Regions from separate parts of the Homo sapiens genome. Here regions 1 and 3 are each linked to region 2. Evidence: read pairs that join two places in POLR2A ChIA-PET (ENCODE). Cell type or tissue: CD4-positive, alpha-beta T cell. All regions are shown on one strand.

What was found. ChIA-PET counts read pairs that join two places held together with the same protein. Peaks named below come from ENCODE experiments on the same cell type or tissue, not always from the same donor. Only the 100,000 strongest peaks of a DNase experiment are listed, where the experiment ranks them.
Region 1: POLR2A ChIA-PET joins it to region 2 with 5 read pairs; 5 of 35 experiments call an interaction of 5 or more read pairs at or near these places.
Region 3: POLR2A ChIA-PET joins it to region 2 with 7 read pairs; 2 of 35 experiments call an interaction of 5 or more read pairs at or near these places.

Annotation. Positions count from the first base shown.
Region 1 is chr6:149,493,047-149,498,046 of GRCh38, reverse strand. No RefSeq gene overlaps it. Among named protein-coding and RNA genes, the nearest start is that of ZC3H12D, 11 kb to the right of the region's middle. RefSeq lists enhancers at 1,059-1,278, 847-1,347. In CD4-positive, alpha-beta T cell, no CTCF peak of the experiment used is centred here; DNase peaks (open chromatin) are centred at 1,206, 2,166, 2,546, 2,946 and 1 weaker place; H3K4me3 peaks cover 1,544 bases; H3K27ac peaks cover 2,511 bases.
Region 2 is chr6:149,064,136-149,069,135 of GRCh38, reverse strand. All of the region lies in intron 7 of UST (uronyl 2-sulfotransferase), which reads right to left. Among named protein-coding and RNA genes, the nearest start is that of UST-AS2, 34 kb to the right of the region's middle. RefSeq lists enhancers at 2,735-3,144, 3,165-3,244. In CD4-positive, alpha-beta T cell, no CTCF peak of the experiment used is centred here; a DNase peak (open chromatin) is centred at 2,785; H3K4me3 peaks cover 489 bases; H3K27ac peaks cover 1,215 bases.
Region 3 is chr6:149,406,457-149,411,456 of GRCh38, reverse strand. TAB2 (TGF-beta activated kinase 1 (MAP3K7) binding protein 2) reads right to left here. Exons shown (of 7, transcript NM_001292034.3): 7 at 1-1,880. The coding sequence ends at 1,738. Among named protein-coding and RNA genes, the nearest start is that of SUMO4, 8.7 kb to the right of the region's middle. In CD4-positive, alpha-beta T cell, no CTCF peak of the experiment used is centred here; no DNase peak of the experiment used is centred here.

The DNA of each region.
Region 1 (5,000 bases), 430 kb before region 2:
TATGTAAGGCTTTCTCCTCTTGTTCTTTGTATCTTAACTCATATTATCCAGATAGTTTATTCTGAATAATTGTTTCAGGTCTATATTCCAGGTCACCCACTCTTTTTCACATAAGCCCAGTCTCTTATTTAACCCATCCACTGAATTTTTAATTTCAGTAATTTTTTGTTTTTGGAGTTCTGTTTGATTCTTTCTTGAATTTTCCTGGTTATTTTTGATTTTCTGTTGTTCTTTGCTCATTTATTTCCACTCTGTTTTATTTACATAATTATATTGTTTCTGATAATTCCAGTATCTTAATTTCTTAAGAATTAAAAAAGTTTTCCTGCTGACCCTTGTGCGTACTGGCTTATTTCCTTGTGTGTTTCAGATTTTTTTCCCCTTAAATTGGGAGGACATACTTTGGGACTCCTAAGGTACCTAAAATGAAGATGCTTTTCTCCAGAGAGGATGCATATTTACCTTTCAGACTCCAGGTGATGCAATCACTTGGGGCCACTTTCATTTGTGGCTTGGAATTTCCATGTGCAAGCATAATGTATTTTTGAACCCTAGACCTTGATGAAAGTTGACAAAGTATCAGGGAAAACATATCTAGCATTAAGATCTCCCATCTATACCCCCATCATTGCAGAACTGGGTAAAACGCAGGTGTTGTTTTTTTGTTTTTTGTTTTTTTGAGATGGAGTCTTGCTCTGTCACCCAGGCTGGAGTGCAGTGGTGCGATCTCAGCTCATTGCAACCTCCGCCTCCACCTCCCGGGTTCAAGCGATTCTCCTGCCTCAGCCTCCTGAGTAGCTGGGACTACAGGTGCCTGCCACCACGCCTGGCTAATTTTTGTGTTTTTAGTAGAGATGGGGTTTCACCATATTGGCCAGGCTGGTCTCGAACTCCTGACCTTGTGATCCGCCCGCCTCGGCCTCCCACAGTGCTGGAATTACAGCCGTGAGCCACCGTGCCCAGCCTTAGTGGTTTTTTTCCTAGCCCAGTCTTTCTCTGACGAACTTGTTTTAGGTGAGCTCTTCTATTATAGTCTCCTGGCTTCATGTGAAGATCTTAGGCTCAGCTTCCCAGTTCTCTTTTAGGTCCAAAGCCTTGTCTTTATAAATATCCCTCATCACTGTGACCTGAAGTCCTTAGTCCCCAGCTGTGCAGGCAAGGGCATCCTGGCTAGTGGCCTGTTTACCATTTTGTTAATATATTTGTGAGTCATGAGGAATTTCCCTGTCTTGCAGTCTCATCAGTGCATGTAAAAGTATGATTGCTGGCTGAGTGCAGTGGCTCACGCCTGTAATCCCAGCACTCTGGGAGGCCGAGATGGGCGGGTCACCTGAGATCAGGAGTTCAAGACCAGTCTGGCCAATATGGTGAAACCCTGTCTCTACTAAAAATACAAAAAATTAGCTGGGCGTGGTGGTGCATGCCTGCAATCTCAGCTACTCGGGACGCTGAGGCAGAAGAATTCCTTGAACCCGGGAGGCGGAGGTTGCAGTGAGCTGAGATCACACCATTGCACTTCAGCCTGGGCAACAAGAGTGAAACGCCATCTCTAAATAAATAAAGTATGATTGCTGTAATTTATCCAGCATGTGGATGTTGTATGGAGGAGGTGGGAGGGGGCGGTTACAATTCAGAATATCTAGTTCACCATACAGCTAAGAGCAGTTGTCTCCCTGCTATTGTACATAATTCTTAGCCATGAATAGAAAACATTTTAAATACATAAGAAACTATCACTCTGAATATAGAAAAATACATACTGTTCATACAGAAGATTCTAAAATGTAGTCTGAAAGAATGAATGCACAAGGGAGAAATGTTGGTTGCAGGTGATGGAGCAGTGAGAGGAAATAACCTCCTCACTCCCGAAGCTTGATTCAGTAGATCCAGTGGGAAAAACCAAAGTAGTAAAAATGTTTGAACCTATCATTGCAAGGCAAAACTCTCCTTAATTGCAAATGCTGCAATTAGGTATGAGAAACTGGTTTTAACAAAGATGTGTGTACAGAAACGTAGTGTTCATCACGTATCCTTGATTAGATGCAGCGCAGTCTTGGCTTCATGATACTACTACTAATCTACGGTAAAGTGGCCATGTTTCCTATTTCTTCTCTTTTGCTTCTCTAGGTTTTAGGTGAACTCTTAAAACCAGTCTCCATTTATATATTCTACTGGCTTTTGCTAACCTGTCCCCGCAACCCCTCCCCCGGAAAAAAGATTGAGTGAGCTGTTGGTAGTCAGATATTTTTTAAGTTAAAAAGCTGTTTGGGGCTGGGTGTGGTGGCTCACCTGTGATCCCAGCACTTTGGGAGGCTGAGGCAGGCGGATCACCTGAGGTCAGGAATTCGAAACCAACCTGGCCAACATCGTGAACCCCTGTCCCTACTAAAAACACAAAAATTAGCTGGGTGTGGTGGCAGGTGCCTGTAATCCCAGCTACTCAGGTGGCTGAGGCAGGAGAATTGCTTGAACCTGGGAGGCGGAGGTTGCAGTGAGCCGAGATCGTGCCATTGCACTCCAGCCTGGGTGACGAGTGGAACTGCATCTCAAAAACAAAAAATGAAACAAAACAAAACAAAACACCAAAACTATTTGGAGCCTAACATTTCTCAGTTATTATAACTTCACTGTAAGGTTTCAGCTTAATCTTTCTTACCAGTTGAATTTTCAAAGATTTTGATCAGAACTATTAAAGGCTAAATAAAAGAAACTTTAAATACACTCAGCAATCATACTTTTACAAGTGTCTTTTAATAAATTAGTTGCTTTTTAGTTACTGAAAAACATATTTCATCTTGGTTTTCTACTCATCATAAAAACATTTAATCTTAAGTTTGACATTTCTTACCCCATCTAGACTGAGTCACAAAGAATGCATAATAGCTAGTAAAATCGAAATCACAGGAACCTTACCTTTCAGTGGCTGTTGCTATGAAACCATGTTTTGATGGGAAATTTGAGAGAACCCTGGGCTTCCTGTTATTAAATGACAGATTGTGGAGATCCCCTTGATTTTCAAAACTCTTTTTTTTTTTTTTTCAAGACGGGGTCTTGCTCTTGTCACCCAGGCTGGAGTGCAATGGTACGATCTTGGCTTACCACAACCTCCGCCTCCCAGGTTCAAGTGATTCTCCTGCCTCAGCCTCCCAAGTAGCTTGAATTACAGGCACCTGCCATCATGCCCTGCTAATTTTTGTTATTTTTAGTAGAGACAGGGTTTCACCATGTTAGCCAGGCTGGTCTTGAACACCTGACCTCAAGTGATCTAAGAGCCTCAGCCTCCCAAAGTGCTGGGATTATAGGCATGAGCCACCACACCCAGCCCAGAACTCTTTTTAAAGCAAGTCATTTTAATTACTCTTCTGCTAATGGGAAAATCTATATTCTTACCTTATTTTACCCACATTCGACTACTAGTTAGGCTTAATTTTGCTAGGGGCACTGTCAAGAGTTAACAATTTTATGTTTTCGCCTCCTCTGCTATTCTTTGTTCATTGAATGGGCAGATGAGCAGGGTTTTTGAGTGATGTTTTTATGGGCAATTAAAAAGTTGTATTGGCTGGGCACGGTGGCTCATGCTTGTAATCTCAGCACTCTGGGAGGCTGAGGCACTGATCCACCTCAAGTGGATCACTTGAGGTCAGAGGTTTGAGATGAGCCTGGCCAACATGGTGAAACCCTGTCTCTACTACAAAAATTAGCCAGGTGTGGTGATGCACACCTGCAATCCCAGCTGTTTGGGAGGCTGAGGCAGGAGAATCACTTGAACCCAGGAGGCGGAGGCTGCAGGGAGCTGAGATCACGTCATTGCACTCCAGCCTGGGCAACAGAGCGAGACTCAGTCTCAAAAAAAAAAAAAAGTTGTATTGCTGTTATTTACTTAAATGAGTAGAGTACTAGGAAGCTGGACACACATAAAGGTTGCAAATACAGTATCATTCTAGCAAGAGAGTTTGTGTAGAAAGAGAAGTTAGGTAATGCTTCTTTGTTGCTATGAATCTACAACAAGACCAGTGACCTCTGGCTCCTGAAAAAGAGAAAAGTTTTGTTTGCTTGGTTTGGTGGAGAGAGCTGGGGAAACCTGAGTCAGGAACAAAGGCATATGAAGGTGGTAACGAGCCAGGTGCAGAGGGAGAGCAGGGCGGTGTCTGACTACTGCCGAGGCTGGGAAGGCAATGAGTGTCAGGAGGGAAGAGGAAATTGGGAAAGGGAGAGTCCCAAATGCAAAACTGAGAAGCTTGGATTTGCTTCGCCAGGCCCCAGAAAATAAGGAAGAAAGTGGCACTGGGATAGCTGAGAAAAGTTACTCTGGGCGTTGCATGTAGGACCTTTACCATGGGTTGGCACCACAGTCCTCACATGGCATTGAACACGATTTCATTCAATATCGATTCCACACATCACCCCAAATGCAGACGTATATCAAGCAGGCTTCCCAGAGGAGATGATGCAGACGCTGAGGACTTTGATATCTCTTCTGCATTTGATATCCAAGTTGGTGCAGTGCTAGAACGTAGAACAGGCACAACGACAACAACGTTAAAGTCATACAGTCTTTGTTACATAATCACTCATTTGTTATCACAGAAATAATACCAGTATCTTCAGCATGACCAGGGATGGATGTGGTTTTAGTAAACCTGATAGGGTGTAAGCAGGATCAGAATGGAGCCCACATGGTCGACCGTGGCCTGTGCTGCGTTCATGGGATGTGTAGCTGAGGGCTGACCTGGAAGCATCTTGGGCACAGGCTCTTTGTTGGATTCATGGCACAGGAGAGAGTGCCTCACATAGAGCAAGAAAGTAGCCTCGAAAGCACTGCAATCTCAGCAGGTGGCAGTGCACACTTTTAACTTCATGATAAGTGATGTTTCATTGTTGTATTGATCATTTTCTACTACTCACTTTCTAAGAACGCACAAAAAACACACACTCATGGTCTTTTCCCCTGGCATATGTTTACAGGAAATAACACGACAGGCATGACCATGATACATGCT
Region 2 (5,000 bases):
AATGAATGAAGAAAATGTGGTATTATACACAATGGAATACTATTTGGCCATAAAAAAGAAAGAAATCATGTCATTTGCATCAACATGGATGGAACTGGAGGTCATCATGTTAAATGAAATAATCTAGGCACAGAAAGACAAAGATCGTGTATTTTCACTCATATATGGGAGCTAAAGAAGTTGACCACAAGGAGGGAGTAGGATGATACATACCAGAGGCTGGGAAGGATGTCTGGGTTGGAGAGCGGGCTGAAGAGAGGTTGGTTAATGGGTACAAATGTACAGTTATATAGAAGATGTAAGTTCTCATGCTCCATAGCAGAGTAGGGTGACTATAGTTAGCAACAATGTATTGTATGTTTCAAAGTAGCTAGAAAAAAAAATTCAAATGTTCCTAACACATAGAAATGATAAATACTCAAGGTGATGGATACCCTAAACACCCTGATTTGATCATTGCACATTCTATGCATGGAAAAAAATATCATACATATCCCATAAATATGTAAAATATTATACATCAATAAAATGTGATATTGTGTCCTTCAAGTACAAGTGAAAAGAACCAGGACATATTTGCACGATTAGTTAACTGATATGGTGCGAGATGGTGACAGTCCTGGCTGAGCCTAATGCTTTGTGGTATATTTTTATAGTAACAGCTACAGTTAATGGGAACTAATGTGTAGCAAGCACTGAGCTAAGCACTTGTACACACAATCATACTTAATCCTCACAATAACCCCTTGATGGAAGAGCCATTTTATACATGAGGAAACTGAGGCCAAGGCTATAACTCATTCAAGGTCATGCAGCCAGAAAGTGGCAGAGGTAGGAGGCTCCTCATGACAATCAGCTGCTGTGCTTTTGCTGTGTTGTTTCTTGGTGTGGACAGGTGAGAGGGCTATTACTGCTTCTCACACCTTTCTTCACAGTGTGGTAGAGCATAATGGTCAATGTCCAGGCCTAGAGCCTACTACTCCTCCTGCTGACTGAGGCACCCAAACTTAACAACCGATCTCACAGGAAACTGGCAGGTGTTTTGGAGGGAATGGCTAATGGCTTTATAGTTTGGGAGGAGAAAAGGGCCGATTAAAAAAAAATTGGGCACGATCATCTCTGGGTCCAATACTCAGAGTCAGTGATGAAAACCACCCCAACAACCACTATTTGCAGAGTTCCACCTGAGAGGTAAAACTGCGTCCTGGTGGTTTATTTAGATTAAACTTGTAATTTTGTGTTTCCAGTAGGAAACATTCTATCCCAGGCAGAAATTGACCTAGTATTTACCATGTTCGGAAAACGACAGACTTCTGGTGATAACCAGCATCTAAAATCCCAGTGCACTCCATCGACTCTATGACTGGAAAGTACTGGCTCTTATGATTTCACTCAGAGCCCCCTACATTGACATATCTTATCCAACTTTTATACAGTAATGAGAGGTCTTTAATAAGATTGATATTTGATAAGATCCCAGGTAGCCTTTCCAACCAAATTTTAATTGCATGTCACCTTACCAGCCTGACAAAAGTGCTTTGGCTATTTGATAGTGCTAGTCAGAACATGAGGAGGCCCAGCCCTATGTTTGCTAGAACACTCCACAGAGAGGACAGACTTTTAAGACAAGAGGGAAGGGGGACTTTTTCATGTTTGGCTACAAGGCAAGAGCTTTAAAAGATCCTTTCTTGAATAGTTAAGGATCCAGGGAGGGTGACCGCCAAATATGGCAACTTGGTATGGCGATATTTCAAATTGAAGGCCATTGGAGACCAGTACATCCTGGATGAAGCTGTTCTCTGAAGTTCCCTTATCTACCTAGAAATTGGACCTGCCAAAGAGGAACAAAATTGCCTTCAGTCACCTCCCCTAAAATTTCATTAATCAGAGAAGATCAAAACTCATGTCACAGAGGAAGGGACTGAAGATTAAACACCACACTCAGAGCTCAGATGAACGTTGTCCCAAACTATTGCCTGTTCTTGGGTCCCATTCAGTTCCCAAAGAGAATTATTTACCTTCCATTGTCTGAGCATTGGGCCCATTCATTCCCCTTAAATATCATTTACTACTCTTCAAAATTGCCACATTTAACCTCCATTTCCCCTTTCCCTATGAAGAAAGGTATAGAAAAAAGCTGGACCTCCCTGGGTTATGAGGTAACCACTCTCCTGTGATTTTCTCCTGTGTAGCATTTTATTTTTAAGAGGTAGGGTCTTGCTCTGTTGCCCAGGCTAGAGTGCAGTGGTGGCTCACTGCAGCCTCAAACTCCTGGGCTCAAGCGATCCTCCCCTCAACCTCCTGAGTATTTGGGACTACAGGAGTGAGCTACCATGCTCAGTTTCATGCATATTAATAAATTTTATTCCTTTTTTTCCTGTTAATCTGCCTATTGTAAGTTCATTTTCAAGTAAGCTTCAGAGGGTGGAGGAGAAGCTTTTCCTGTTACCCCTCCAATAACAACAGATTGTCTCGTGTATTTCAGTTACTTCAGTCTTCCTTACTCTTCTTAATCCCTCCCTAAATCCCCCGTCTAAACATGAGGGTCAGTATCAGCTGGTTTGGCAGATTCTTATGGGATCTAATGTTTCCCCAAGCTCTAGTTTTGCATTAATATCCAATTCTTGCTTCATTTGTCTACCCACCCTGCCTCCTTGGAGTTTCCTTCTCTCCCTCATCCACCCCCTCTTCTTCATTGTCAACCTCTCCCTCTCAACTGGCTCCTTGCCATCAAAACTCACTTCCCTTCTTGAAAAAACCCTTGTCTCATGCACCCTCCCTCTTTCATCTTTTCTCTCTCCTCCCCATCACAGCCCAACTTCCTGAAGAGCTGTCTACATTTGTTGTAACATTTTCAGCTTACGTACGTGACTGAACTCACCAAAACCTGCTTTCTGTTCCTTCTGTACTCCATTCAGTTACTCTCGCTTCCTTGTTGGTAGCTCAGAGGGCGCCTCACAGCATGACCCCATCACACTGTGGGCCACACACTCCATTTTGAAACCCCTGCATCTGCAACAGTGTTTTCCTGGCACCCTCACCTCTCTCTGATCACTCCCTTTCCATCTTCTCTACGCCCTCCTCTTTCCCAGCCTGTCTTATAAAGACCAGTCCTCCTCAGGCTCTGTTCCAGCCTCTTCCCTTCTCCCTGGTTACTCCCTGGGTGGCAGCATCCAACCCTCTATCCTTTAGTCCTCATAGCACTGTGAACAACAAAATGAACAGTTTATATAAACAATGACAGCTTTTTTGACCTTCGTTTTCCACAGAGCTGCCAAATTTAATAAGGTTAATGACATTGCCAGAGGGTTATGTCGCGGTCAGAAACAGGAGTGCTATTTTGTGCCAGGAGAAACAGAGACTCAGATTCAACCAATATTGATGGGGAACACCCATTATGAGTTTGGATCATCATATACATTATTTTATTTGATATTCTCAATAACCCTGTGAGGTGAATATCATGACCCCTCTTTTGCAGATGGAGAAATAGAAACTTACCCAAGGTCACATAGCTGGCTGGTAAGTGAAAAAACGAATTTGAATCTGGGTCCCCATCTATGTTGAGATTTTTCCCTAACTTTAAGTACTGCACCATAACCAGGGCAGCTTTCATGAGCCTGTAGAAAACTATCACCTTCATATGGAAAGACCAGAGGTGGTTTGTCTTGTATAATAAGCAGAGAATTCTTAAAAATCTCATTTCAAAGACATATGGATGTGTGTCTTGCTGTACGATAATCGGTGCTATGGAAAAGTCATTCCATTGCTAAGTTTTCCACATTTTTGTAAAATGCCAGACTTTCCATCCAAACAAAACAAAGCTACATGGACTATGGAATCAGCCTCTCTCCAGACTGCCATAATAGCAGCTCTAGAGGAAGTTGTTAGGATTTTTTTTCAAATAATTGTTGTTATTTCAGCCACAAAACAATTATGCTTTAAAAATCTATACTTATTAGTAGCATTCCTTGGGAAGGGAAGAAGCCCTCGTTAGGTGAGCACATACTGTCGGATTAACCATGAAGAAGTGAAGACCTCACTCCATGAGCGTTCTCTGATCCTAGCAGGAACTGAGAGTAACTTCAAGGGGCTCATGTCTCTTGTGCCCACTGATAAACATTTTAAAAGAAAGAGACGAATACAGAGCTCCTCCCTTTAAGACAGGGTGGCAAAAAGGCAGCCCAAGATCGGACTGGCAGGCAATGTGTTGTTTGGCCCGTGGGGTATTTTTTTTTTTTTAGAAATGGATTCAGTTGTTGTAAGGCTTGGTCTATTTCACATGGAAAGCTGGATTTCTGGCTTTTCTCAAAGGGCGGCTACATTCTTCTGGAGCCAAGTGTGACTGCCCCCGTGAAAGAGGCCAGGGCTTTCCAGTTTGCCTCAGACTCTAAATGCCGGTTCATTCTTTTATGTTACCTGACTGGCTGTTATAGAAAGTCGAGTTTTATGCTTCTGCTTTAAAGATTCTAAAATTCAGGCTTTCATAAACCTAGAGAGTAAGTGCTTCTCGTCAAAATCAAGGCTTCAATTAGGCCTCACTGGTGTGCCCAATATCATCTTCCTTCCCTCTTTCTGCAAAGATTTGTTGAATAGCTATTCTGCACCACGCACAGGAATTGTTGCAGTGAATGGGGCATCATCATCATCACCATCATCATCATCATCAGTTGGCACTTTGAGAGCTTTCTCTGTGCCAAGAATTGTAAGATATCTAAACACACATTTAATCCTTATAAAGCTCCCAGTGCTGTAGAGGTCTCTTATTATCACCATTTAAAGCTGTGGCATTGGAATTTAGAAGTTTGTGCAGGCTCACACAGCTGGTAAGTGGTGAAGCCCGAAGTTGGGTGTGGGGAAGTCTGACTAATGAGCCCAGGTTCTTAACTCTCCACATTGCTGACGAGTGGATGGAGCTCACAGTCTAAGGGAGATGCCTGCTCACAAGGCTTGTCACCATGGGGGCAGAGAGGGCATCTCACTCTGATTCATTTGCTGGA
Region 3 (5,000 bases), 340 kb before region 2:
CTGCAGATGAAGCTGAAAAACAAGGCCTATTTTAAAAATAAATTGCATCAAACGTAAGGGCTTTGGGTCTATGGTTTAATTACCTAGGATTGTCATATTTCTTCCCATATACAAAATGCAAAGCCTGAAAGTTAGGGCTCTGACATTCATAGAGATCAACTGTAATAATCCCATTTAAAACACAGCCACTTGCAAACATTTACAGTGGGTGGTAGTCTATATTATCTTCCATCCTTTGCTCTATTTCAGCACTTCCCTTAGCCCCATTCTAAGCACTCATATAATTTCATAATTCTGTCTTTTTAAATGCATACTGTTCTTTTTCTTGATTTCAGTTATATACATTCCTGATCATCTGAATATTTTCCTTACAAAAATATATCATCAAAATAAAGAGATGCTTGAGGTTGCTTCAGTGTTCAAGTTTGCTTGTTTTTTTTTCCAGCTTTTCTTCAGTTGTCCTAAATATGGCTAGCCTTGTTTTATAAATACACATGATACTGTCACCAAGTCAGGATTAGAAATGGACTGCCCCAACAGTAAAGCATTTAAACTTCTCTCCAAAAAAAGGGCTGTAGGTACTGCTGCTGTTGCTGGTTTTGAGACTGTACTTTCCCAATAACAACTGCTTGTGCAAGTTCTGTGGGACACCAAGCAGATGAAGCTTAACCTTGTTGTTCTGTCAGTGGGTTAAAAATATCTTTTGTTTTAAGCTTCCCTGTGGAAGACAAACACTGTGTTGTGTCACCCACTGCTCAAGTCAGTATTTAATGTGACCTACAGACATCACTTCTGTAATATCATCTGCAATTCACTGTGCAGCATCTGCCTGTCTTCACACAACATTGGAACTCATGAGGGCAAAGTACAGAATAAGTAGAGGAAAGTTATTCTGTGCATACTTTCATCTCATTAATGCTTTTTTATTTTAAGGCATTGTTCCTCTCAGGTAAGGCTTAAAAAGGGACATGATCGTGCTTAATTACTAAAAGGAAAAAAGAAAATTAGTTAACAAAAGGCTATTACACTATACATATAGAAATATAAGAAAATAATCAAGAAGAAAAGAAATCACTTAAAGCAGACTCGAGAGATCTGTACAGTAGGAAAAGCTTTGGGGTATTTCGCTGCACATTTGTACAGACAATGCATGCTGCTTTCCTTTGCATCTTTAGCCCCTAGATGCTGGCTTCACAGAGTGGAGACACGTTCAGGGAAGACAAAGACAAGGCCAAGAGTACCACAGATTTCTGAAGTTCTTCCCTATCCAATGGCACTATGCGGCAGCAAATGGTTCTTAAATAGTTAAACCTTGTTCCTTTTCTTCGTGTATGTAGTGTTTCACTGAAAGCTTTACAAATAAAACAAGCTATCATTCTATTCCTTCCTCCTGTCAAAATTCAGTAGTGACATGAGGGGAAAAAGGTATTGGGAACACCTAGGTGTTAACATATTGAGAATTATCCATAATGGGACACTGGTAACACTGTACACAGTTAGGCAGTGGGCAACCAAGTCTTTCAGCAGATTACTTTTCATGTGATGAATTTCAACTGCTCATGACATTATACTGAGGTATTATTAGCTCTGTGGGCTGACATTTAACATTAGCAGAACACCATCTTGTCACACCTTCAATTTGACAAAATCCTATGTAGCAGTGAAACTTTTTCCCGATGACAGACTAGTTTCTTGAACTTTAGATGTGGTTTTAGAGAAGATACAGGGCCATTTGGCTCAGAAATGCCTTGGCATCTCACACTGTTCACAGCGAATTAAGGCTGGATGGTTCAAAAAAGTACAGGCGGTACAATTCCACTGAGCTCCCTCATCATCTTCTGTGTCTTGAGTCTTTGGTGTTTTGATGATGGACCTTTGATCTGTAAGAAAGAAAAAAATTATTTTATAAGTAAAAAATCACAAAGTCTAAAAAATTACAGGCAACTTTAAACACCATTTGTAGTGCACAGCCTGATGCAGCTTGCTCCCCAAATGGGGCATCTAGCTGACACTGACACACATGCTCGATCACTACCAACCTCTATCTAGTTGGCACTTCTCCCTCTGGGAAATACAACATGAACATGATGTAATCACCTCCAATCTCCTTAAAGGAGAAAACAGCATCATTACCTACAATTTATAGTAGAATAAAGGGTATCTAATAGCAAAGATTCCCATAATACCACTCAAGATTGTAAAAAGCTGTCCTACTGCAAAACAATACTGTCAGTGTACATAAGTCTCATTAGAGTTTCGTTTCCCACTGCAGTAGTATTTATATTCGTTTTCTACCAGAAAGGGCAGTTTTTTTTGTCAATTCATGTTCTCCATCTGCCAAAAATGTAAGCCTTGGATGACACAAATAAAATATAAACTAGTATCTAACGTCTTATCCACAGACTCTGGAGAAGTAAATCTATGTAAAAATTTTACCATACTTTATTTTTAAAAACCACATTTGGTATGGTAAAGTAGAAAGAACACTAGAATTGAGAGTTGTGAGAATGGAGTTCTGTTCCAGGCTCTGCTACTAATTCCTGAATACTTTGCTCTGTGATCTCAGATAAATCATATACATTCTAGGTCTCTTTGTTTCTTACTTATAAAATAAAGGTCACTGGAACTCTAAGAGACCAATGTTCTAGAATGTTTATATGGATAGTGGTATCTTAAATACAGAGAATAATTATATTCCTCAAAGGTTATCTCTAACAAGCGATTACATTTATAAAACTACTTAAAAAAATTTGGGTCCCATAATGAAATTAGAACAGTATTCCTACAAATTAATTTTGGGAGGTTTAAAGTAAAAGGAGCATGCATTGTTGAATTTTTCCTGTCAAGGTTATTAATTTGAAGAATCAAACCTATGTTAAAACAATGTATATTAATATGCAAATTCCACCTACCCTACTGATAACTTTTCTATTTTAAAAGAGAGACTATTGTAACAAGTAAATAAAAATACAGAAGTCAAATTTTATGACAAATTTTAAATAATTAAGTGATATTTGGTACTTTGTACCCCTTTAGCAGCACCTTTCTTACTCATTGTACAGAAATTTTCTTGCTAAGTCCTCAACTTTAGGTGTTGGCTTTCCATTGTCACAATTTTTGCCACATGCACAACCAACTTGAATGGTGTTTATACAGTATTTTCCCCAAACTGAATAATTTTAAAACAAACATCGAATTAAGTCTTATCCTAAGTAAAAATATCTAAAAAAATCAAGGGTCTGACAATACCAGTTACTATGCCCTGAAACAACTGAAAAGAAATACAGTTTAAAAAACTTTTGACTTTTTACCACGTAAAATCATCTCACATTCCACATCTGGGAAACATTTTATAGAATAATTGTTTTAATCTGGGGATCCATCCTACTTACTAAAATTTTGGTCTCAGGCATTAGAAAACATTTTCACCTGACACGTTTTTAGTAAAACCTTGTTGATTCTGTTTAACTGCAAAGGTTAAAATTTTAGGAAGAGTGACCATAAGGAAGTCCCTTTTTACACTTCAATGTATTATTAAATGCCAGCAAATTTTTGATTATTTAAGTAATATCTAAGGCAATCAATAAGGGATCTATAAAATTTTTCTTAAATGAAAAATCTCCAGTGGTTTTCTTATAATCTCACTTGGTAAACTTAGAATTATGATTTTTTTTTTTTTTAATTAGAGGTGTTCGGAAACTAAATAACCAAAATTGGAAAAAAGAGGAAATTAGATCACAAACAATGGTCTAAACACATTTAATTTTAGCTGTTAAAAAAATCTCTACATTATGAAGCAGAACTGACTTCAAGGACTAAATTTCTATTCATGAAGTTAATGTGTATTTTAGCTTTATTGCAAAAAATTATTGATTCCTTATTTCTCCCAAAACAGCCAGCATACAAACTTCTATCTTTCATGTAAAAACTTTTAAGTAATGGATGTTTTTATTGGACCTTTCTTATTACAGAAAATTTCAAACATATATAAAAGTAGAGAGGACAGCAAAATGAACCTTCATATACTCATCCCACTTCAACAACTGTCAAGACCAATTTTATTTCACTTATGTGAAATAACAGATTATTATTATTCTGAAGTAACAGATTATGTTGAAGCAAAAGAGGAAACTTTTCATAAGAAAAAATTCTTATTTTTCAAAAAGGGTAGGAAGATTATACTAAGGAAAATCATTCAGTGTCTGAAAAACACATCTTGCATATTTTAGAGTTAGTGCTTATACCGCTGTCATCTCTACTGCTTTATTCAATTAACATCCAAATAGCATCTAGTCTCTGAACATTTGCTTACTGTGTCAAATGCCCTAATCTCACTCTCATCCTCTGTAATAACTTTTCATTGTATTCCAGCTATATTTAAAAACATTTAAATAAAATATGAGGACAGAGCTACACCTAATTATACATAAAAATGAAGGAGGCTGGGCGCTGTGGCTCACGCCTGTAATCCCAGCACTTTGGGAGGCCGAGACGGGTGGATCACTTTAGGTCAGGAGTTCAAGACCAGCTTGACCAACGTGGAGAAACCCCGTCTGTACTAAAAATACAAAATTAGCTGGGCGTGGTGGCGCATGCCTGTAATCCATCTACTTGGGAAGCTGAGGCAGGAGAATGGCTTGAACCTGGGAGGCAGAGGTTGTGGTGAGCCGAGATTGCGCCATTGCACTCCAGCCTGGGCAACAACAGCGAAACTCTGTCTCAAAAAAATAAAAAATAAACAAACAAACAAACAAACAAAAATGAAGTAGAGTACAAAAATTAGAATGTGAAAGGAGAATGTGAAAATTCTTGTAACAAACTAAAGACCAGTAATATACTAGTTCTTCCTTGTTCCCATTTCTTTTTCTTTTCCTGCAATAAAACTTTATTGACAAAAACAGACGGCAGGCTGGATTTGGTCCATGGGTCACTGTTTGCCAGCCACTTGTCTAAAACCCAGTTTAACATGGTATTCCTACCAGTATGTAGACATGTGAACA